2 separate regions of the Homo sapiens genome follow, and region 2 is linked to region 1. Evidence: read pairs that join two places in POLR2A ChIA-PET (ENCODE). Cell type or tissue: OCI-LY7. All regions are shown on one strand. Links, peaks and the distances in the headings refer to the core of each region. The heading gives the core; the rest is flanking DNA.

Region 1 (12,486 bases), core at 7,035-11,034:
GCTCCAACGGTGGCATGAGAATGCTTTAGTGTGCTGTTCCTTTCAGCTTCTATGTCCATTGAGTTATGAGACTCTCTTACTCCTTTGTCATGTTTCCCCCTCTCTCCTACCCCCAACTCTCAGATATGCAGAGAATGTCTGTGAAAAGGAGAATGGAAAAATTCCTCAGTAAATTGGAAGAACTCAAAAGGCCAAGTAGCCTCTCAAAAGGGCCCCCCGCCACTCTGCCCCCAAGCAGTAGCCAGGACCCATTCAGGTGCTTGGTTATTACTCCATCTGCCCTTTAACTCATAGCAAAGATTGCAAATTGGCAGCTAGTATGCCAGATCAAGGGCCATATTAATCCACATAGTTAAAATTATTTTCACATGTAACATTTAATAGATATTGGCTTTTCTTTTAAAAGAAAATCCAGAAGCTTTGGCAATAAAGGGCTCACATTTATTTATGGCAACAATGGCTAGGTCTGGGTGGCAGCTGCCCATGTGGCCCATTTTGCTTCTTTAATATCACATGTTTTCCCCTTGTAGGCATTTGAATCTGAGCCCTTTGATGCAGGCTACTAATGGATTTTGCTACCTCAGTCTATCTTCCTATCCAATTCCATTAAAACCAAACATCAAACTTGAAGACAAGGAAAACTCACACATTTTCTGAGTAGTTACATTTCTCTTTGAACTGAAAAAAAAATTGAGTACTTTTCTCAAAAACATTTATGTTTGTTTGAGGTTCCCAATAAGAACTGATTTTCTACCCTCTACCATAATTTTAGGAAGACTTTGTCATCGTATTTCATAAGTGGAATTTTGCTATTTTCAATCCACTAGGAATTTCTGGGTTCTTCATGCTCTCTTTGTTATAGTTTACTCTGAGGATCTGGATGTACAAGTGAAGACATTCTATAGAAAACACTAATCCCAGGCAACAGTAGTAGGGGGTGGGGGTTGTAATACTAGGGAAACATAATAGCCATGAACAGCATTTCTCTGGCTCCACTGTCATTTACCTTCTAGGAATTCTACAACCACTCAAATAATTCTGAGAATTTGCAAGAATTAGCCATCTGTGTAGCTGGTCTCCAAGATGTCTCCCAACAGTTTCCCTTCCTGGTATATTCATACCTTGTGTAGTTCCTGCTCACATTGGATAGGGCTAACCTATGTAAGAAATGGGATATTGTGGAAGGGTGGCCTCTGAGGCTAGGGCATCAAAGACATTGCAGCTTCTACCTTGTTCACTCTTGTATCAGTCCCTAAAGGGAACACAGCTGCCACGTTGTGACTACACTCAGGCAGTTCTGTGGAGAATTTCGTGCGGCTAACAGCTATGTGAATGAGCCACGTTGAAAAGTGAATCCGCTAGCCCCAATCAAGGCTTCAAGTGACTGCAGCTCTGGCTGATAGCTTAACTGTATATAACCTGAGAGACCCTGAGTTAGAACTATGTAGCTAAGCTGTTCCCAGTTTCCTGACAGAAACTCTGTGAGATCTTAACTGTTTGTTATCATTTTAAGCCTCTAAATTTTGGAATAATTTTTTGCACAGTGATATATAATGAATACCACATCTTGGCTACCATTCATTCATTCAACAAACATTTATTTTTTTTTTTTTGTAGGTGATGGAAGGGACTGTGTTTTGCTGTATTGCCCAGGCTGGTCTTGAACTCCTGGCCCCAAGTGATCCTCCCATTTCCACCTCCCAAAGTGTTGGGATTACAGGCATGAGCCACCGTGTCTGGCTTATTTGTTATGTATTATGTGTTAAACATCATGCTAGGTGCTCAGGATGCAGTAGAATAAGAGTAGTATGGTACCTGCCCTGGTGGAAATTATTATCTAATGGGAGAGATGGATATTAAGCAAGCATACAGAGAAGACAACATTGAGAGGAAAGGGGAACTCTTTAGGATAAAGGTGGGGAAGTTGAAAAGGAGACATTAAACCTGAGTCCTGAGACTGGAAAGCACCAGGAGGTGCCTGGCCTTTTTCCTTCTCACCTGTCTTGGTGTTTTCACTTTTTGCTGCCTTGAGTTCCTCTGGACTTGAGGCCGGGTGTTAAAGAAACTAACAAATGAAATGATAGAGAAATCCTACTTTTCTTAGGGGCAAATCTCCCCTGTGGTGGAAAATGGCCCATGCAGGATGAATGCTTTAAAAAGCCCCCAGGAGAGCGTGTAGTGGCCAAATAGCTCTGCATAAGGAAGGGAGCCAGGGGATATTTAGAAGCTGCCTAAAAGAGGGTCCTGAGAGGGAATAGAAGCTAAGAGAGACTTGGAAGAGAAAAAAAAAGTCTAACAGGGATTTTTATGCCCTAGTTTTTTGGGTGGTATGTGATAAAATGCACTTCTTCCCACAAAATAGTAAAATTCCTTGCTCCCTAATGCTTTCTGGAGTAGGTTTGCTTCTTGAGGATTCAGCAAAGCGCCACATCCTTCTTCTGGGTTGGCTTCAGGTGAACCCAAGGCTTGTTCATAGGAGACCAGCCACCTATGGTTTGGACATAAAAATGGAAATAAATGCTCCTGATCGTCACTAGATTTCCAAAATAGACAGCTATACTCCTGATGCTCGATGATGGCATCGCTGTCACTGCTGACAGCTGTACAGAGGTTGTTAAAAGCAGGCCTGAGTAGGTACTGATGCATGTGCCAACACCACTGCCCAGCACTATGCAGAGCATTTACACACTGCTTGGGAAATGCAGGCTGGCTGCAAGACTGAATGAGGAAAGCTGCCCATCTGCCACTACCTTCCCCTTTTGTGCTCCAGGGAGTGAGGTTCATGAGGAAGCAGGGGGTTTATGGCCATGTCCTTGTTCTAGCACCCAAGTGTGGCTCCACTGAGCGGGGCCTGGGACCACAGAGTTGCCACTTCCTTCTCAACTTGCCTGTCTTCCTGCATCGAACCGCCTGAGCACTTCTTCCCTTAGGATGACTTCTTTACCAGGAGCACCTGTGTGTTGTATACAACTAGGCCTCCACTAGCCTTTAGAAAGCACCTAGCCTTTCCTGAACTTGAGGTCGAACATGACTTGGGTTTAAATAAGGAACTTCTGCAGCCCCTGGTGTTCTCTGTGTGTCCAGACCAAACATAAGCCCAGCAGCTCGTGATGTTCCACACCCACACTTCCAGTACAGTAGACGCTAGCCCCATGTGGCCACTTATAGTTAAACTGATTAAAATGACATACAATGGAAAATTCAGTTCCTTAGTCACTCTAATGCTCAATTAAATATGGCTAGTAGCCATTGTACTGGACAGTGGAGATTATAGTACATTTCCAACACCACAGAAAGTTTTAGTGGATAATGCTGTGTCTAGAGCCAGAGCTCATAGAATGAATTCTGCTGTCAAGGAACTGGCTACCATGATTAAACAAGAAAACCGTCCACTCAGGATAAACAGTGGAAGCCCGTCTCACCCACGGGCTAGATACAAAAGTCAACAGATCTTTGTTTCTTTGGCTGAGGAAAGATTTGGCTTGTGGTTAGTGGCTGTGCATAAGAAATACTGACAGTATCTTTGTACACTGGCGTAACACTGCAGGGAGCTAGAAGGCTTAACTATGAGAGACCCAGGAAGCAGAACCAACTGAAGGCACATTTGAATCACATCCCCATTCTTCGGCTCCTTTTTCTTTCAATGGGATGACAGGTGGAATTGTCCCTGTGGTATTTATTTATTGATTTATTTGAGACAGAGTCTTGCTCTGTCACCCAGGCTGGAGTACAGGAATGCTATCAGCTCACTGCAGCCTCAAACTCCTGGGCTCAATCAATTCTCCTGTCTCAGCTTCCCAGGTAGCTGGGATTACAGGCACGTGCCACCACATCTAGATAATTTATTTATTTTTATTTTTATTTTTAAAGACAGGGTCCTGCTATGTTGGCCAGGCTGGTCTCCAATTCCTGGCCTCAAGTGATCCTCCTGCCTTGGCCCCTCAAAGCTCTGGGATTAAAGCATGAGCCATGGCACCCATGTATAGTGTTTAAACAGTTTTTTGCTTTGTTCTATATTTTGGTGATAAATGCATGGAGCTGAAGTTTGAGTACATTCAATGCATGTATGCTGTGATTCCTTGTAGATAGTCCACAAAGCAGGCCTTTCTTTGCTCCAGGCTTCGTTTAAGGAAGGGTATGCTCTCTACCAGAGACCCATGTGTTTTGTAATTAAAGAACATAAATTTCCTCCCTGAACTCTTTTCTTGGGAGGCTAGAATTTCAACGACATCATTGAGCATTAGGAAACACAACCCTGGCCCCATAGATCAAACCTGAAGTTAGTATATACTGATGAGTTTTGTGCCTGTACACATGCAAAGGGGATTTAGGTCCTTAGAAACATGGCTAAAGTCCTTTAGACCAGGGGTCCCCAACCCCCAGCCGTGGACTGGTACTAGTTGGTGGCCTGATAGGAACCAGGCCACACAGTAGGAGGTGAATGGTGAACGAATGAGCGAAGCTTCATCTGTATTTACAGTTGCTCTCCATTGCTTGCATTACCGCCTTAGATACCTCCAGTCAGACCAGCAGTGGCAATAGATTCTCATAGGTGCGTGGACCCTATTGTGAACTGCTCATGTGAGGGATCTAGGTTGTATACTCCATATGAGAATCTAATACCTGGTGATCTTTCACTGTCTCCCATCACCCCCAGATGGGACTGTCTGGTTGCAGGAAAACAAGTGCAGGGCTCCCACTGATTCTACATTATGTTGAGTTGTATAATTATTTCATAATATATTACAATGTAATAATAATAGAAATAAAGTGCACAATAAATGTGATGTGCTTGAATCATCCCAAAACAATCCCCCCTCCTCGCTGTCTGTGGAAAAATTGCCTTCCACAAAATCAGTCTCTGGTGCCAAAAAGGTTGGAGACCATTGCTTTAGACCCTCCCCACCTACCCCCATCACCCAAGACATGGCAAGCTGTATCCTCCCCAACCTTCTGTAGCTTGCTATGTTCTGCCTTCTCAGGCTGACTCTAATTATCTATCGACATTCATGTTTACATGTATTTTGTATGTACACATCTTGTCTTTCCAGCTAAATCATAAATTCTTTAAGAGTAAATGGTAGGTGTCTTTTCCCTGTTTGGTACCCCACAGTGTCTAATATGCCTTCAGATACAGTGCTTCTTTCACATCTAGCTGCATTGGCACCAGTTATGAGTAATTCTCTCATAGGAGAGAGAAACGATGGCTATGAATTAACCAGACAGATATGTTTTTAAAGCACAACCTATATAAAAAGGACAGTATTTGCCCTTTCAAGTTAGGAGGTTGAATTTTTTTAAAATTATATACTTAATTCTCAAGGATTGAAGGGGACTCTCAAGTCAAGGATTTACATCATTTACAAAACCAAAAAGAAAGTTAGTTGCCTTAAAACAAACCAACCTGTGAGGTGACCTCGGTGTCGACTTTAATCAGAGACTTATGAGAGCAGATCTATTTCCAACGTCTTCTAATAAAAAACTGTGGTCTTGTGCTCCATAGTGTGTATGATTTTTTAAATCTGAGGATTTAAAAAATGTGTGATACATGGTTAATTAGAATCTTAGAGTAACAGACCACACTACTCCATGAAGATTCTCATTTAAATAAATGTTTTCAGCAGTTTCTCATCATTTGGGGCATCTCTTCCTTATTCACTTTTTATTATAATACTAAACACCATTTTACGCTGGGCTAAAGGTCGTTGTTATTGCATTAGGAGAAATCTGTGCTCTCTAATATTGGAACAGCTGCAATAATTTAGAGTAAAAAAATCCCTAAGTATATTTTACAAATGCTATTCTAAATATTGCCTAATACACTGCTAATTTTGGCTAGATTTTAAATAAAATGATAATTCAGTGAAATTATATGTAAGGCACATTCTGGTGAATTAGAGCATAGTCTTAAGGATTAGCAGTTTTTACACTGTTTCTTTATAAAACTGTGGAGGATTATTATAGAAATTGGTGTCATGATTATTTTAAACTCTGGCTTTATTAGCTGTAAGAAATGCCTTACTCCTGCATGACCTGCTGTCACCTCTGGCTCTCCAAGCTCACCATAACAAGTGGCATTGCAGTCCTTATTTCCCACAGGAGGTCAGTTTAGGCTGGAGGTTTAAAGCACCAACCTGAGCACACATCACAAATCCAGGAGGCATGGGTGCCCCCTTCCCAACTCCTCGTTGTCACCAGAGACTCACCACTTTGATTCCTCCTGTTCCCATCCCAGCTGTTTAGGTAAGCTTTGATAATTTGCATCTGTCTTTTTAGAATTAATAATAGAATACTGACAGAAAGGGATGTGTTGGGGTTATTAGCAAACATTTGTTATTGTTCTGACTCATGAAAGCTTGGAAGGCCCCCAAAACCCCACATCATCCCCAAGGCCTGTGGTTGGCTTGCAGCTTCCCAGGGCCTATTATTTAGGGACTGTCTGTGTTGTCCTATCAAACAATGATGCCTCCTCACCCTGTGTTTGCTCAACCAGTCACCATCTTTCCCTGGGAGATGGAAGGGCGTATCAAAGCAAGAGAGTCAGTGGCTATTTCTTCCTCTGCTCTCTAGGTTGGGTATTGTTTCTGTACCTTAGATACACCCATTTTAATTAATTATGAAGTCTATGTTTTGCAAGGCAGGTCTCTGCCTTATGCAGAAGACTTTTTTTTTTTTTTTTAGTGAAAAATCATTTTGAAATTAACCTGGTGATTTGGAAGCAAGTGGCTCGAGGCAACCATTCAGCATTATGTACACACTCAGTTGCATTTTCCCGTGAAAGGAAGCCTTTAAATTCATTTCTACAGTGCCATGAAAGCTCACTTGGGCCACTGCTACTTGCCCTTTGCCTCTTTACAAGCTGTAAGCCACCACGTGGATTTGCATCAGAGAAAACTGAGTTCCACCTTGACAATTCTTCAGTGACTAACTAATTGAAATGCTTACCAAGAAGGAAGACAGGCCTCCCCCAGAACTTTAACCTTTCTAGGAGAAATCGCTATTTAAAATAGGCGTCAGAGTGTCACCTAGGTCCCAAACCAACCCAAAGAAGGAGGATTTTTACAAGACTCATTTGAAAGGCAAACTTTCTTTTACACAGTGTTTTATTTTTGAGGTAGAGGCAGAAGTGAGCAAATGAAATGATAGAGAAATCCTAGAGAAGAGAAAGTTAAGTCAGGGACAATGGCACATAGTTGTAATGTTGTAATGATAGTTGCAGGATCTTGGCACAGAAGGATGTGCCTGTGTTGAAATGCAGTTTTCACAGAATGATATCCATAGATTGGAATCTAGAGGGCTGTGCAACCCAACAGTTAGGAGTTCCCAAAGGCAGGTTACTTAATCTAAGATTCAAGAGACCCAGGACCACCTATACCATCCAGGGTGCTTCTTGCTTTTTTTTTGTTTTGTTTTGTTTTTTTTTTTGAGACAGAGTCTTGCTCTGTCATTGCAGGCTGGAGTGCAGTGGCATGATCATGGCCCACTGCACCTCAACTTTCCTAGCTCCATCGATTTTCCCTGATCAGCCTCTTGAGTAGCTGGGACTGTAGGCATATGTTGCCACACCTTTTTTTTTTAATTGAGATGGGGTCCCCCTAAGTTGCTAAGGCTGGTCTCAAATTCCTGGTCTCACATGATCCTCTGGCCTTGGCCTCCCAAAGTACAGGGATTACAGGCATGAGCCACCACACCTGGCCCAGGGTGGTTTTGAAAATACAAACCTCTGGGCCCTACTCCAGACCTGGTGAAACAGAAATCTCCTGGGGACTCGGGGAAGGGGAGAGCTATCTGCCTGTTAATCACACTGAAGTTTAAAGCCACCAGAGACCTTTGTCTTTTATACTCCAAGTGACACAGCTCAATAAATACCTGTTGAATGAATGAAGGCCTTAAGGAATCGTGGCACTCAAAGCTCCAATTATGGATATATTTTTTAGGCCATCTAATCCAAAATGCTGTCATAACGTAAGTAAAATGTGACATCCCCTAAGGGGCATTCCCAGCCAGGCTAGCGAGCAAGGGAAGCTCTCCTATCTTTTGTCCAACAGCCTCAGCAAGTTGTCCCTACCTTAACAGGCCTCATCTGCCAGTACTTAACTGCAAAAGCTGTGACAGAGGAACCAGCAAACCAGCCTCCCAATGCTGCACCCTAAAAAAAAATGGGATCAATAAAATTAAGGTATAAATAGGGCCCTAGATCTAGCATGTGAGTAAATCTGTCACCCAGCAATGATTGAAGCTGGGCAAACTTCTATAAGCCATACAGTTTTATCTGTAGGCTGAATAGCCAAGACATTAAATTTCTTCCCTAATCATTCAAACCACAGGAAAGAGAAGGCAAGAGAAATGCAATCTTGTTTTTGTATCTACATTGTGCTAAGATTATATTTGCTGATTAAAAACCCACTGCATCTTTCAACATCTGAATGGATTAACTGTAGTATATCTATGCAATGGAATGCAATAAAAACTATTGATATACACATGAATGACTCTCAAATGCATTATGCAAATTGAGAAGCCAGCTCTAAAAGATTACATGTTATACGATTGTTTTTATGACATTCAGAAAAATGCAAAACTATGGGGAGGGAGAATGGATCTGTGGACGCCTAATTAGGGTTAGGAACGGGGGACGAATTTATCTGCAAAGGAGTAGCACAAAGGAATTTTTTGAGATGATGAAATGATCCCGCATTCTGATTAAGATGGTAGTTACATGACTATATGTATATGTTAAAACTCAGAACTTTATACCAAAAGAGTGAATTTGCTGTATGCAAATTATATTTTAAAAGAACCCACTGCATTTACCATTCACAATGTAAGTTATTAGGTCTCTGAGGGCCCCAAGAGACTTTTCTTCTGTTTATCAGTGTGGGGAATGCAGGAAAAAGTTATCTTGAGGCATAAGTGTGAAAGTGAGGAATCACTGCTATGCCACGTGGTCTATGCTAAGTACTCTATACCTGGCGCCAAATGTAGCATGTTATAAACTGGAAACTGTTTTGTAGAAAATTCCTTTATTATAGTGCAAATTACTTTCAGCAGTGACATAATGTAACAACACATTTAGCAACATTTTACACCACACAGTAAATAAGAAAGTGTTTCTTTGAAAATATGTCATCATAGGAACATTATTTCTACATTAATGCCAGAAAATGCCAAGGCCGTTTATCTCAAGGCAAACAGGGCTCCCTCCTTCCTTTTGGGTATTTTCTTTTTAACACAAATGAAATGACTTGCCATTTTAACAAATCCTCAATTCTAAAAGTGATCTCTCAGGGGGCTTTGAACTAAGGTCGGCAAGATTTGAAATGGGGCTTCAAAATTTTAAATAATAATTTTAAAATACTTCTGGAATAGCCCAAAAAGTAGAAGTCACTTCTATTAAGTTTTAAGTAGATATACACACTCACTCCAATTTTACTGTAGAAATGGACAGATTGTCTAAAGCCTGCTTTCTATTCCCCCAGAGCCTGATTGTTATTTATACTCCTTGGTTTTGGTTATTGCAGAACTAGGGCTCTGGTCAGAAATAACACCTTACATACCCGAATACTTTCCTGTGGAAGCTTTACATTGCATTTTCCATCCTGAAATTCTCACCTTAGACCTTACAGGCCCAGGAGAGGGTGTGAATATTGTTTTCAGTTTACAGCTAAAGCCCCTTACTAATTTGGGCTATACCTGAATCAAATCATCACATCATTTAGATTAATCCCAATAGGCTTATCCAAGCGGTTCCCACTAACCTCACAGAGAAACAAACAGTTAACATTGTATTTTCACACTAAGCTGCCTAAGGGCTTGGCTGCTAATGAGTTAGCTGATAGGTAGACAGAATAAGCGTGTCAATTCCAATCAGTACACGCCCTGCTCCTCTAGTTTCTGCTGAATTATGCAGTGGGTGGGAATGGTTGGCCACTCAAAACAGTCTTCCTATGGGGCTCTTCCACCATAAGTTGGATCAAAACTCCACAAATGTATTTCAAGGTGCCCTTTAAGTCTCTCAAATTTAGGGACTTTTAAGTGACAAGCCATGAGAAGTTAATCACAGGCTTGAAAATACCTGGAACCACAGAACAGCCCCCACGGAACAGGCTGAATATGGTTAAATAAGTTGGCTGGTACATAAAGCTTTTCAATGTACAGCCAGTCTTGTTGGATACAGTGTCTTCTTATATAATACAATGGAACTGTGCTAAACAGTTTCAAAGTTGAGAAGAATCCAAATGTATCACCTATAAAAAATTCATAATTTTAGTTTATTTTAGACTTTGGTACTGAAACACTGTCTACATTCTTGACACTTGAAAATGACATGGTCACTTCAGTGCCTCTGCATGTTGTGTAAAAAAAAAAAAAAAACTCAAAAAAGGAAAGCAGGACAAGGATGTGTCATTACAAGACACAGTATGCTGTACAAACAAAACCTAAATTATATATAAATACACCCCCACCCCAGAACCCTGTCTTCCCTCACTACCTGATCAAAGCAATGCCAAGGGTCCCTCCCTCCAGGGCCAATGTAGCTTTTAAAGTCCAGAACCCAGGACTTTAAGCATCCCTTGCCTTGCGGTGACGTTTACAGTACTGCAACCTCCTGTTGGAGTCACCTGTTTGATCAGTTCCGTAAGTGCAGGGTAACACCTACAGCTTAATTGGAAGCATTCACTCTACTGGCTGGATTCAAAGACCTGGAGTCCTGGGAGTTAACCTTTCAGATAAACTAACTGGATCATTTCCTAATCTGGATCCTATCTAATCCTACTATCTCCTCAGAGCCAACACAGTAGGAAGCATCTTCTACTCTGAAGCTTCCAAAGGCATTACTTAGGGATATTGGTGAGGGTCACATAAGAAAAGTTATACAATGAGCTAACAGCTTAAGTTGATATAAATTACTTCCAAGTAAGTTATTCAGGGCCGTTTGCTTCTGCTTTACACTGCATTCCACAGTCATTTTCATATTATTCTTTTAAAAGTTTATACTATAGTCACTTTAAAAATTGTCTAAGCAATCACCTCTTTGTGTTTTTGATTAATAACAACTTAATGAGCTATTATATAAATCAAGAGAGAAATAATTAGTCTTAAGGAAGCCAATAATGTGCTAATTCCCAGTAAGGAGAAAAAGCAATGTAAATAGAATTTTACATAACCAACAATAACTTGGAAAGCAGTTTTATCAAAATGGTTTTGCAAAGGTTTCCCAAAAGCACTTACAGCAGTTTATATCAAGAGATCCTAAGTTTAGGGGTATGGAGAATCTCAATTCTTTAAAGCAGAAATTCACCTGTTTCATAATTGTAATATGTAATTTTCTCCCCTTGGACCTAAGATATTTATACATTCAAAAGTTTACAACTTGCTGTTCTTGAGACATTGTTCATTCTTTAATACATACATTGAGTATAAATAAATAACTACAAGAAAGCTTCAACAATCTGAATTAACATTATGCTGTGCAAAACAAAAACAAAAACAAAAACAAAAAACAAAAAAAAAGTCAAACCTTGAACAACCTACATTCTATGTAAATACCCTGACTAAAATATTGGTTGTGCTACACAATTCCACTTTAGTGCAGAAATGCATTGATTTCACTGTACCGTTGTTGTTGGCTTTTTAAGTGTCTTTAGCACTTCTGTTTCTAAGCATTGCCTTGCTTTGAAAAGATGAATAATTTGCTACCAAATCACAAATCATCACAAATCCATTTTAGTTTGGTCTGAATAAAATCCAGCATAAATGTATTATTTTATTCTGGGTATAATGGCTCGGTGTCTTTGTCCCAACAGCTTTCTTCTTAAGGGCAAACCACCCTTAAGTGAAACTTGCCATTTGTTTTTGTTTTCTTTTTAAGTCTCCAGATCTTGCTAGGACACTTCTTCCAGACCAACAGTCAGATAGTTGTGGCACGTGATCCTATTTGAAATAGAGGTGGTTTAAATCAGCCAAGCTTGGTGATCTGGAGGTCTCCATTTATCTTTATGGTGTCAATTGCAGATAACGTTTGAATGCGATGGTAAAAATCAAAAAGTTGGTGTCCATCCACAAACACTCGGAAACGTGGGTGCTCACAAAGAATTTCCACCTGGAAGAAACAAAATAATAATCCACAATTTCAATGAACGCTACTGGGGAAAACAAACAATACTTCATTTTAGAGAAAGAAAGGCAGTATCTTCAGTGGTTCACAAACATCAGAATGCATTGAGACCTGCAGAGGGCTTGTTAGAACACAGATTGTTGGGCTCTACCTCCAAAATTTCTGATTCCTGTGTAGAATGTAAGTGTAAAAGCTTTTTCCTCAAGTAATTTACCATAAAGTTCAATTACTGGTAGTGTGCTATGATGGGTTTATTAAAAGCATTGGCATTCACCATGTAAGGAGGCTCCATATGTGATACTAGTCACATTTATTTTATATTACTAAATTTTATCACCAAGAAGGGCCTATTTCACTTCAGTTTTGCT
Region 2 (12,486 bases), core at 5,227-9,226, 200 kb before region 1:
GAAGATTGACAGGGCTTTGTATCTGGATGAATGTGAGGGTAAGAGAGATGGAAGATACTTTGAATCTGAGATTTCCAACGGAGACTCCAGGTGGATGTTGTGCCTTAACCGTATTTAGGCATTTGGGAAGTAGGGGGCAATTTAAGGAGAATATGATTAGGACAACTTTAGATGTGCTGTGAGTTGGAGATGCCTTTACGATACCCAGTGGAGATGTCTGATAGGCAACGGGACATGAATAGGTTAATTATATGCTTTTATCATTCAAACTAGGACCTTTTCGAAATTGACACAGGGTGCTATTAATAATTATGCCAGGATAACAAGCATAAACCAGGAATGACCCTTATAAACTGGGTTGCATAGTCTTCCTATATAAACAGGTCACATCTGGAGCTCAGAGAGAAAGGTCTGGAATGAAGTTAATGATTTGTGAGTCATTAGCATGTAGGTGCTCTGAGAATGGGTGAGATTGCCTAGGGAGAGTTTCTAGGATAGGAAGAGAAAAGGGGCAAGACAAAACCATAGGGAATACTAATATTTACATAGTTAATTAGGTAACTGGGATTATTAACTGGGAAATTGTTTTTCGAAACACTTAACATTCCTAAATTTTTCTGAGGATTCTAATATCCTAATCAACCATTCCCATGTCTGCTCCCAACCCGGCCATGAACCATAGCCATCTCCATCCCGCCCCCACCACAGTACTTTACCCCTCTCTGGCCCTCTCTGCAGCCGGAAGTTGTTGTTGTTGTTTTTTAAGTTTAAAACTACAGGTTTATAGGGAGGGCAGAGGAAGAGGAGCCAACAAAGGAAACTACAAGTGGCCAAGGAGACAAGAACCAGGAGACTACAGTTCAACTTGAAGGAAACCTTTCGAGGTGGTCAGTAATGTCAGATGCTACAGAAAGGCTAAGTAGTATGAGGAGCTGAGAAGTGTCCATTGGCCATGCCATTTAGGGGTCACTGTTGCCCGTTTGTGGGATGGTCAGTAGAGTTGTTCTGCAGTAGGCAGAGGAAGCAGGAAGAAAAATAAAGCTGTAGATAGACAGAAGTAGCTACTAGCAGCATTCCTGCAGCATTAAACATGGGGAGGATTGATTCCTATTTTAAAAGTGAAGATAGAATACAGTGAATCTGTAATTTATTGATTGCAACAAGGAGCCAGTAGGAAGGGCAAGGCTGAATGTACAAGAGAGGGAAGAAATACCAATCTTCAGTCATATTGAAGCTTTTTTGCTCAGTCTCATTCCCTTGTCAGGAGCACCTGTGCTGTGTTATAGTTGAATGCCACCAGTCTGTTCTAATAGGTGTCACTTTGACTTTAAAGACTACCATCTAATGTCTTTCTGTTTGGTTGGCTTGGGATCTAGATTGTCCTTCCTCTTTTTCTAAAGACTCAAGATGGGAACCTTTGAAGAGGATATAAATTTGTCTTCTAGTTGCATTGATTTGCTGACCACTGGTAAAGTGCTGATAACCCATCAGTCTAGATATATGGGTTAATGTGATGTATCCTTGTTGATAGAAACATATACTGCACGTGAACCTACTCCTTTAGTACATGTATGTGTGTCTCTCCATGGTGTCATGTGTATTAGGTGGAAAAGTGAGTTTTTACACCAAAACTTGTTTTTATCTTGAGAAGTTCCATTAAGAGAAAGTTGTTAAAATACAAACTGTTCTGTTTTCTGATTTGCTATCTCATAGTAAGCAGTTAGTTGTAAGATTAACTTCCTCAGAGGAAAGAAGGCAAGGACACCAGCAAAAGGAAAAGAAATGTTTAATTGCTCTGCGAAGGCCCCAACATGCTCTGAAAAGTAAAGATTTCAGGCTTAATGTGCATGGAACAAAAGGCCGTTGTGAGCTGTGTACAAGAGTTGGTGAGAGTTTGTATTCTGCCCCTTTTTTCTGTGGGAGTTATTTCCTGTTGTTGACTAGAGTTCTTTATTTAGAACCACCTAGCTTCAGAATGCCTGCTAGCTTGCAGAAAAGTGTGTACTTAAAACATAGGCTTATTTCAAGACAATCTCTTTGAAAAAAAAGTCACACTACACATGCACTGAAACATCATGTTCCCAAATGTCAAGATCCCCAATAAGAAGAGACATAAGAAGGAGCTGCAGTGCGTTTGGTGTAGCACTTGGTGGTCACCTGAACACCTAGTGAAAGATATTTTATGGGGAAACTGTGTTTCTATTTTTTACTTTAAAAAAAAAAACAAACCAAGATTTCACTTTTTAGTGCTGAGTTCTTTGTCATTTTAAGGAAGTAACAAGAAGCCTTCCATATTTTGTGAGGAAGATTTATCCTTGTTAGCATGATAGAAGTTCGCCTGGCAGGTAAGAAATAACACCCAAAACAGGCATTAAACCACTTACTCTCTTATACTTGAGCGATGAGCTGGACTTCCTATTGAAGAACGTTAGGTTGATTTAGCATTATCATTGGATTTTACAGTGTAATATTGAGAGCGAGAAGGATAATAGAACGAATGAGAAGAATAAATTGTTTATTACTGAAATAATAGGGAATAAATGAATGCTTGCAATACAAATATTGTCCAGTATTAACAGGTGCTAGAAGTTGTAGGAAAAAAAATCTTACACGGTTCTACTTCATGGGAACCATAAGGAAGAAAGAAGAGAAAATGTATTTCTTTAACTTACTATATTCTGAAACAATGAAATAATTAGAATACATTTATTTGCTTTTGAGACTTTGATACTTTTTAAAAAGACATCTCCTGTGTGTCTCTCCCTGATTCTATTAACCTCCTCCTGTTACCAGAGGTAACTACTTTCTTGAATTTTTAAATCTATTTTCTATAATTGCATACATATATATATGTAAACTATATATACAGTGTTTTGCATGTTTAAAAATATGTTATATAAATGGTGTTGTATATATTTTATAACTTGCTTTATTTTAGTCAATATTTGTTTTTGAGATAAAGCTTTATATTTTGAGATCAACACACAATACATGGTACCTTTAGTTCTTTTTTTTTTTATTTTAAGTTTTTTTGGCTATAAGTTTATTCAGTGCAAAATAATCCTCTCCAGTTTTACTGAGGTGGCTGACCACGTCCATGACCAAACCCGCCTCTAAACTGGAATTCGGTTGCTGACCCAGCCCCAGCCTCGGCTTTCTTGTTGGCATCAGGGGGCACAGCACTCCGCCTGTAGGTATCTCTGTCTGCTTCCCCTCTTGTGAGTCTTGCAGGTTGCTCACCCCCTAGACCTTTAGGCCGAGGCCTGCCAGCCTCTGGATGACTGTGGTGTAGGGTGGCAGGCACAATCTCCGGGGGCAGATGAAGGTACCAGTAGAAACGTCTCCAGGCAAACTGTTCCTCCATGCAGCCTCAGGACTTGAGAGACTGCATGGCCTTCATGACATGAAGGTTGGGCACCTTCTTGTCTGCCAGCTCTGGGTGCTTAGGCATGTGGACAACCTTCTTTGCCACCATGACTCCCTTCTTAAAAAGGAGTTCATAAACGGGAATCTGGTTCTTCTTAGGCATCAACATCTCCATGGCTGTAGGGTCTGGGGCCAGGGCTGGAAAGACCTTTAGTTCTTTTTAACCACTGTAGTTTTCAAGGGTATCATCTTGAACTTTCAGGTTACTTACAATATTTTGCTATTACAAGCAATACTGCCAAAAAGATTCTTCTCCTATGTCTCCATGGGGATAAAAGCAAGAGTCTCTCTAGATTCTAGACTTAGCCCTTCTCATCCAGAATTCCTTGAGGGAATTAAGCCCCAATCTCTTAAGGTATCTTTGTAGGGTAATGAATTAACTTCTGTAAGTCTGGAATCATTCAAGTGTTGAGCTGGAGCTGGAGATTGATAGCCACTCCTAAGAATGAATGTGCTAATCTCTTCCTAATTCTTGAGTTCAGTTGGGAGGCTTGAAATCAGCCATGGTATGGGTATTTATACCACAGAAATCAGCAAATGCTACAAATAAAAGCTTCCTTCCCTATCCCCCTAGCTGGTTGTTAAACATTTGCTAGCACATCACAGATTTTAACTTTATACCATCCTTGGGAGAACTGAGGAAACAGTCACTTGAATCCTTTTCTGTAGAGCTTATTTTTCTATATGAGAAAGACTGTATGTGGCAGGGTGTGTGCATCTCCAACTTTACTAGACAGTGCCTAATTAGGCTGGGCATGGTGGCTCAGGCTTATAATCCCAGCACTTTGGGAGGCTGAGGCAGGAGGATTACTTGAGCCTAGGAGTTCGAGATCAGCCTAGGCAACATAGTGAGACCCCATCTCTACAAAAACCCATAAAAATTAGCTGGGCATGATGATGTGCACCTGTGGTCCCAGCTATTTGGGAGTCTCAGAGGATCGCTTGAGCCCGGGAGGACAAGGCGCAGTGAGCTGTGTTGGCACCATTGCACTCCAGCCTGGGCAACAGAGCAAGACTGTCACAGAAACAACAAACAAACAAAGAAAATGCCTAATTATCTCCAAAGTGGTCATACCAAATTATATATCCACAAGTTTTATGAGAGTTCCTTTTTATCTGCTTTCTCATCAGTATTTGATATTGGTATACATATAAAACTTTGATTTTTATCAGTTTGATAGCTGTGAAATATCTCTTTATAATTTGCATTTTTCTTTTTTTGTAGAAATGAGGGTCTAGCTATGTTGCCCAGGCTGGTCTTGAACTCCTGGCCTCAAGTGTCCTACCACCTCAGCCTCCCAAAGTGCTGGGATTAGCGGCATGTCCACTGACACAACCTGATTTGCATTTTTCTTTTTACTGATGAAGTTGAGTGCCTATTCCTGTGTTCATTGGACATTTTAGTTTCCTCACCCATTTTTCTATTGGATTTATCTGTCTTTTAAAAGATTGATTCAGAGGAGTTCTTTGTTAATTCTGAATACTAATCTTTTGTTGATTCTATTTCTATGAATCACGTATATCATTTGACAATCTTTAGCTTGCCTTTAACTTGTTTGTAGTGTATTTTATGTAAGAGATGTTTAATTTTAGTGTAATCAAAGCTATTGATATTTTTCTTTATGGTTTGTTCATTGAGTGTTTTGTTTCTTCAATAGTCAGAATCCCTGCAGGAAACAGAATTCTACTGAGATGATTCAACTAAAGAGACACTAGTGAAGGGACATTTTACAGAGATGTGACAAAAGTTGAGGCACAGAAGACAAATAACTGTAGGAAGCTGTTACTATCCTTAAGCCTAAAGGGGAAAGGGGAAGAAATGGTGTTGCTAGAACCTGGTGGGAGTTGGCATCCTGGAGAAGGGGCCACCTGGCAGAAGCTGTAGTTGTGGAGGGATGTGTACTCGCAGGTGAGGGCCCAAAGCAGGAAGGAGCAGGGAAGAAGTACCCCAGCTTCTCCACCTTCTGACCCATTGGTCTCCTTCTGGTACCTTCTTTGTCTGAATCCAGTTGGAAGCTAGTGAGCAAAGGAACTTGGGTGAGGTGGTCCCTAGATGTCAACATTTCAAGGCATGGAGCCAAGCAGAGGCAAGTGGAGAATGAATCTCAGATGAACTACAGTCAGCACATTTTCCTTATCCTAAAGCCATAAACATATTTTCATATATTCTCTCCCAAAAGTTTAAAATTTTGTTTTACCTATTTAGTCTACCTGAAATATATTTTTTTGTAAATATTAGGCACCTAATTTATTTTTCATACAGGTAATCAGGTGGCCCTGAGCTATTTATTTATAATTTTTTTGAGACAGTCTCGCTCTGTCACCTAGGCTGGAGTGCAGTGGTACCAACATAGCTCACTGCCGCCTTGACCTCCTGGACTCAAGCGATCCTCCCACCTCAGCCTCCTGAGAATCTGGAACCACTATGCTCTGCTAAATGTTGGTTTTTTGTTTTGTTTTGTTTTGTTTCTTTTTGAGATGGAGTCTCTCTCTGTTGCCTGGGCTGGAGTGCAGTGGTGCAATCTCGGCTCACTGCAACCTCTGCCTCCCAGGTTCAAGTGATTCTCCTGCCTCAGCCTCCCAAGTAGTTGGGATTACAGGAGCCCGCCACCACGCCTGGCTAATTTTTTTTGTATGTTTAGTAGAGATTGGGTTTCACTATGTTGGCCAGGCTGGTCTCGAACTCCTTACCCCGTGATCCACCCGCCTCGGCCTCCCAGAGTGGTGGGATTACAGGCATGAGCCACCGTGCCCAGCCTGCTCAGCTAATTTTTAAAATTTTTGTAGAGACAGGGTCTCTTCATGTTGCCCAGGCAGGGTTCAAGCGATCCTTCTGCCTCAGCCTCCTGAAGTGCTGCGATTATAGGTGTGAGCCATCGTGCCTGGCCCTGAGCTACTTATTGAATTCTTTCCTTACTGATCTGTAATTTCACTTCAGTCATGTATTACACTTCCATATATATGTGGTTCTGAACTCTCAATTCTGTTCCATTGATCTATTTATCTGTACCTATGTCAACTCTACTCTGCTCTAATTACTAGAGCTTTATAATAAGCTCTGATAGGACATGTCCCCCATCTTGTTCCTTAAGCTTATTACAACTGTGTTTGGCCCTTTTCTATTTCAGATGAATTTTAGGATTCATTTGCCAAGTTCCATTGAAGGAAAATATGGGATTTAAATTTCATGTAATTTGTTGATAAGTTTGGGGGAGAATCTGCATGTATATAGTATTAAGTATTCTTGTCCATTAAATGGTATGGCTCCCCATTAATTTTTATCTTTTCATCTGATGAACTTTTGGAAAGGTGTTTGTCTTCTCACTTTTCATTTTTGGCTGTAATGAGAAAATCGTAATTCTGGAATCTTTATTCTCATTGCTGTTAATTGTTATTAAAACTAAAAGCATGATGTCTCACAGTTTTAAAGGGGCAACAAATCAGAATGGATTGAAAATCAGTATCTGATTAATTAAAAATTTTTTCTACCTTTTTGTAATTTGGGCTTTAGTTTCTTAAAGGAAGCTAAACAGAAATTATGTTGAAATTATCAACATTAGTCCCACAAAAATGATTTTTCCGTAGCCCAGTACTGGATTGTGCTGCACTCTGTGTAAAGAGGCCAAATGAATAGCTCTGCACTCATAGTGAGGGAATCTGGCACTTTTTAAGTGAGATTTTTGACTTGTTGTGACTCTTTCAGATGTATGTTTTCTTTTAAATGAATCATCTTTAAATATATGCATTGTCTGAGCAAGTTCAGGATTGTAAAGTGTACATTTAATTGTAACAGAACAGAACAGCAGTGGGCGTCTGTGCTACAGATGATATTCTTAGGGTATTTGCTGCCATCCACTCTCCTTTCTAAATTTGGTGTTACAGATTCAACTTCTGTTTTTAAAAGGGAAGTTGCAGATAGATCATTCACACTATTATTTTCTCCTTAAAGCTAGCTTCTCTGCCCATGTGAGGAGTTTCCTATAACCTAAACAAGACTTCTCCAAGAAAACCGCTTTGAAACAAATATTACTTAGCAAGATTAAATCTTTTGTTCAATATTTAAAGTATATTTTTGAAAAAACAATTGACTACTTATACAAGTGTACCTAATGTGGTGTTGGTGTCTGAGCTGCTTGCTTTATTTTCTTCCTACTTGACTTTACTCTGCATTTCTGAAATTTTAGATATAAAAATTTAAAAACTAAAAACAAAAAAGAGAAAGAGAACAAAAATTATACATTTTATTTTATTTTCATTCATTCTTTAATTTGTTTTGAGTCAGCTCTGTTGCCTAGGCTGGTGTGCAGTGGTGCGATCTCAGCTCACTGCAACCTCTGCCTCCTGGACTCAAGCAATTCTCATGCCTCAGCCTCCCGAGTAGCTGGGAATACAGGCGTGTGCCACCATGCCCAGCTAATTTTTTTGTATTTTTAGTAGAGACGGGGTTTTGCCATGTTTGCCAGGCTGGTCTCGAACTCCTGGCCGCAAGTGACCTGTCCACCTCAGCCTCCCAAGGTGCTGGGGTTACAGGCATGAACCACCATGCCTGGCTATAAATTTTAAATTGTGTGTGTGTGTGTGTGTGTGTATATATATATATTCCAGTTTAAAGCAAAAGACTAGTATTATTAGACAGGTTGGATAATTTTGAAAACGTCTTGTTTATTCTGGCAACAGGTCTTTAAAAGACAATTCTACATTAGCGACTAAAAGGTAAAGCCTACACAGTCTTGGCAAGTGTTACCTCTCCCCTAGAAAACTAATACAAATTCATGTGGCAAAGGGCTGATTCATTTTTAGTTGTATATTGTGTTTTACACTTAAACTGTATCTTCTGTTCACGTTTATTTTCTAATGATGCCTCATAGCCTAAACTTGGAGGCACTTCCTGGGCACCTATTCACATTAAAGTCTTGATTTTTTTTTTTAACTTCTCTTAAGTAGAATTTTTATAGCTGAGACTTCAAAAAATGGTTTAAATATATTATTTACATTACAAAATTCACCATGCTTAAAAGTCCTCTTTACTTATAAGGCTTAAAGGTACTCAATCCTAGATAGTTTCTACAATAAATATAAGAATATGTAAACCAAAAGATAGAATTTAGTCTAGCCAATCATATAAATTTGCTTGATTTTAAAACATAAAAACATTTAGCATTAGAGTAATACTTTGGAAAAAAAATATTTTTCCTGTCATCACTTTGCCATTTTTTCCTCAGAATTAACAGATAAAATTCTTAACTACTGTCATATTTTTGTATTCCATGAACAAAAGGGTGTGAAGGTGACAGTGTTAAATGCTCATTTGAACCATTCAGGTAGCCATTGGAAAATTTGGATAGATAAGTCTTTTTTTTTTTTTTTTTTTTTGAGACAGAGTTTAACTCTTGTTGCCCAGGCTGGAGTACAATGGCGCGATCTCGGCTTACTGCAACCTCTGCCTCCCGGGTTCAAGAGATTCTCCTGTCTCAGCCTCCTGAGTAGCAGGGATTACAGGCACCCACCACTACGCCTGGCTAATTTTTGCTATTTTTAGTAGAGATGGTTTTTTTTTTTTTTTAATTTATCTTCAGGTTGATGGCCTAAGCATATATTTTGGTTTTCTTCAACCCCTATGTGGCTTTTTTATTTAACCTAAAAATCAAATGCTGCTGTGTTTTAAAATGTTATTTGACTGATACTTTTCATTCTTAAAGTAAGTAGGCAGAGAAGAATCTTCATTAAAAAGTACAGAATGGTGAGATTCTGGCAATAATTTGGTGTTTATCTGCAAGGTTGTTCCCCGTGTAATGATCCTGTTAAAATTAACTCTTAACAGTACATACTTCATGAGAGAAATTTTAGCAGGAAAGATTAACCTCTTGAGTTTTTGAAGCTGGTGTAAGTGCTTCAGCATTCCTCATTGGTCCACTTATTGAGTGATCCCTATTGAATGCCTACTGTGTCAGGCAGTGCTGTAGAGGCTAGAGACAGGGTGGTAAACAAGAATGACTGTGTTATGAACCTTACTGGAAATGAGTGAGGGGCTAGAGGATATGATGAGTTTTATTTCTTTTTTGTTGTGGTGGTTGTGGATTATTAATTCTGTGGGATAAAATATGGTGCTAACAAGGCTAAGCATAGGCAGGATTGGAGTTTTTTGTATAAGAAACAGAATTGTTATTCCATGACCCATGTAGAGAGATGGAGCTAAGCAGCATCCAGTTCCTAGCCCAGCACTACCCTCCTGTTAGTCTCTGCACGTTGACTCTGTATTTCCTGGCTCTGCACCATCTGCTGTTTCTGAGGAGTGTATGCTCTTCTCAAGACGCTCAGCACTCCTGGCTTCCACAGAATGCTTCAGTGAATGTTAGATCCAGACTTTCTTTGACCCTGGAGTCAGCTTGATAAAGAGTTCCATTGGTAGGTCCTTCTCAGATCCTCTGTTTAGTCCTCTATGAAATGTGGGTAGTAGTACCTGCCCTGCCTATGGCACAGGGAAGGTATTATGAAGAGCAAACAAGTGGATCCATATGAAAGCACCTTGTGGCCGGGCGCGGTGGCTCACGCCTGTAATCCCAGCACTTTGGGAGGCCGAGATGGGCAGATCACCTGAAGATGGGAGTTCGAGACCAGCCTGACCAACATGGAGCAACCCCGTCTCTACTAAAAATACAAAATTAACCAGGTGTGGTGGTGCATGCCTGTAATCCCAGCTACTTGGGAGGCTGAGGCAGGAGAATCACTTGAACCCAGGATGCCGGAGGTTGCAGTGAGTCGAGATTGTGCCATTGCACTCCAGCCTGGGCAACAAAGAGCAAGACTACGTCTCAAAAAAAAAAAAAAAAAAAAGCCCCTTGTAAATTGCCTGCTGCTATACAAACTTAGGGGGTAGGGGTATTCCCAGTCTCACAGCTGGGTGACTTGAACCCTAAGGGGTAACAAATCTAGAAGAATATGGATAGAACTGCTCAAGTCCATCTTCTGGACTTAAAAAAATAATTCAAAGAACATATTGAAGAGAGCACATTATCATTATTTGTATTTCTAGTCCTTTCATTTAGAAATATGTGGACATGAACTTGGTTTTATATTCTTCCAGACAAGCTGAGCAGCTTCCAAAGCATTTTATCTCATTTTAGCCCTAAAACTCCTCCATGAGGATATTGACAGTGTAATCACTGTTTCATAGACTCTTAGCTCTAGGGAGGGGCTCTTGAAATCTTTGAGTCCAAGTTCCTTTTTTTGCCAGGTGTCGAAGCAGGCCCAGTGCAGAGGGTCTGATTCGGCCTCCCTGCTCGCTGTGGCTGACGAGCTAGCCCTGAAATCACCTAACTCAACAACCCTGTGCTCTTTTGACGAGAACTGGTGCTGATCCTAAATCCGTGACCAGTCAATTAAGAAACTAAAAAGTCATAGATTTATCATGGTTAAGTAATTAATGTGTACAAGATCTTCAAACTCCTAGTCCAGGACTTTTCCTGTCACCAGGCTGGTTCCTGGGGGCAAGAAAGGTCTGTGCAATTTCTAACATTCATTGAAATTTTCTGTGGAAGCTAGAAGTGTGCTCAGTGCCTTGAGAAGAGTGGGAACTTCTCAAGAATGATGGATGGCTTATAGACAGGAATAAATACATAGTCGATGCGTAGAGGCAATGTGTGTTGTGTAGGGAGCTGGGGATGGGAGATGTTTCTGAGAAGTGACCACCAGTCTTAGTGGAGTAGTGTCCCTACAGGAGGGAACCCTGGAGTTGTCAGAGTCACCAAGAAGGTTCTTTGCATTTTGATAGACTGCACAAGGCTTTTGAAGATTCAGTGGAAAATGGAATAGGAAGGAAGCTGATGCCTAACAGAAGCCATCTTCTCCAGTAATAGTTCGAAGGGACTGACCCCAAGTGCTAGAAAAAAAGGAAATGGTTTTAAAAGCATTTTCTTTAAATATTGCCATGAAGATTGTGTTTCAGGTTTAGATTTACATATTGTCAGATTTTTAAAAGAGAAAAAGGTATATCTTTAACAGACAAGTGAAACCTCCCTCAGAAGGTAAGAAGCAGTCGTTGCAAAGCAGTTCAATGTAACAACATGGAAAGCTTTGCAAAGGGGCCTTCACTGGAGCTGTAGTTCTGCTTTTATGAATTGTGACTTCAGGGAGGAGCAGAAAAAAACCATGACAAAAGCAGGTGGAAGAAGAGATGGAGAAAAGTTTGCAGAAGTAGAGGAGTTCACTTGCTGCTTCAATAGAATTGTTTTAAATTGTTAGTGGCTGAAAAGGACTGAATCTGCCTGTGCCATCTTTGCGAGAGTATTTACTTTTCCAAATCATTGTATCCTCTATTGACTCCTTGCTAATCAGTTAGGTGATGTGACTTCCAGAACTTTATTTTGAAGACTTATTCCAATATTCATTTATCCGAATGATGAGTCCACAGTTAGGATCTCCGTATTTTCCATGAAAAGCTTATTTAGCCTAGCTGGCTCTATACAATTCATTTAATAACTGAAACATTTATCTTTTTTGCCATAAAACCAAGACCAATATTTGCAAGGTATATAGATGGATGATCATTACTGGCATTTCAGGTGGAACCTGAAAGATAAAAATTTAATAAAAGCAAAGGAAAAATGAAATTAAGTTCAAAACCTGTTGTAAAGTCTTTGTTTCTCAGTTTATATACCCAGTTTGCCCCTTGTGTTTTTGGTGTGTGCTAATTAAGTGCCAAAAGTGGCCTTCAGTTAGTGCACTAGTGTACTAGTCTATAAGATGTGAGGGCACAGAAACTTTCAAAGGAGAAGCAGTGAAGTGTAAACTAGTACCCAGAACTACAAAATGATGCCGAGAAGTACTTCTCTGAAATTAAACTCAGGAGCATTTTTAAAATTTACCATCACAGTTCTATACTTATAAAAGAAATGTTTCTTTTCTCCCTAAACAGATATGTTCCTGGTAGTTAAATGTGGATGACTAGCCTAATTTCTTATAACTGTTCTAAAGTTATGTTATATGAAAGTGAGAGGCAGATCTTCTAAATTCTGGATGAGGCCCTCAGAGTAGGATTATTTTAAATGGGATTTTGTTTTG

Evidence for each region. ChIA-PET counts read pairs that join two places held together with the same protein. Peaks named below come from ENCODE experiments on the same cell type or tissue, not always from the same donor. Only the 100,000 strongest peaks of a DNase experiment are listed, where the experiment ranks them.
Region 2: POLR2A ChIA-PET joins it to region 1 with 6 read pairs; 3 of 35 experiments call an interaction of 5 or more read pairs at or near these places.

What each region holds. Positions count from the first base shown.
Region 1 is chr2:64,457,902-64,470,387 of GRCh38, reverse strand. It overlaps LGALSL (galectin like), which reads right to left. Exons shown (of 5, transcript NM_014181.3): 5 at 9,007-12,103. The coding sequence ends at 11,960. Among named protein-coding and RNA genes, the nearest start is that of LGALSL-DT, 9.3 kb to the right of the region's middle. In OCI-LY7, for the core only: no CTCF peak of the experiment used is centred there; no DNase peak of the experiment used is centred there.
Region 2 is chr2:64,656,657-64,669,142 of GRCh38, reverse strand. It overlaps the pseudogene RPS10P9. Among named protein-coding and RNA genes, the nearest start is that of SERTAD2, 9.0 kb to the right of the region's middle. RefSeq lists a silencer at 9,619-9,668. In OCI-LY7, for the core only: CTCF peaks have their summits at 7,024 and 7,223; a DNase peak (open chromatin) is centred at 7,282; H3K4me3 peaks cover 2,113 bases; H3K27ac peaks cover 4,000 bases.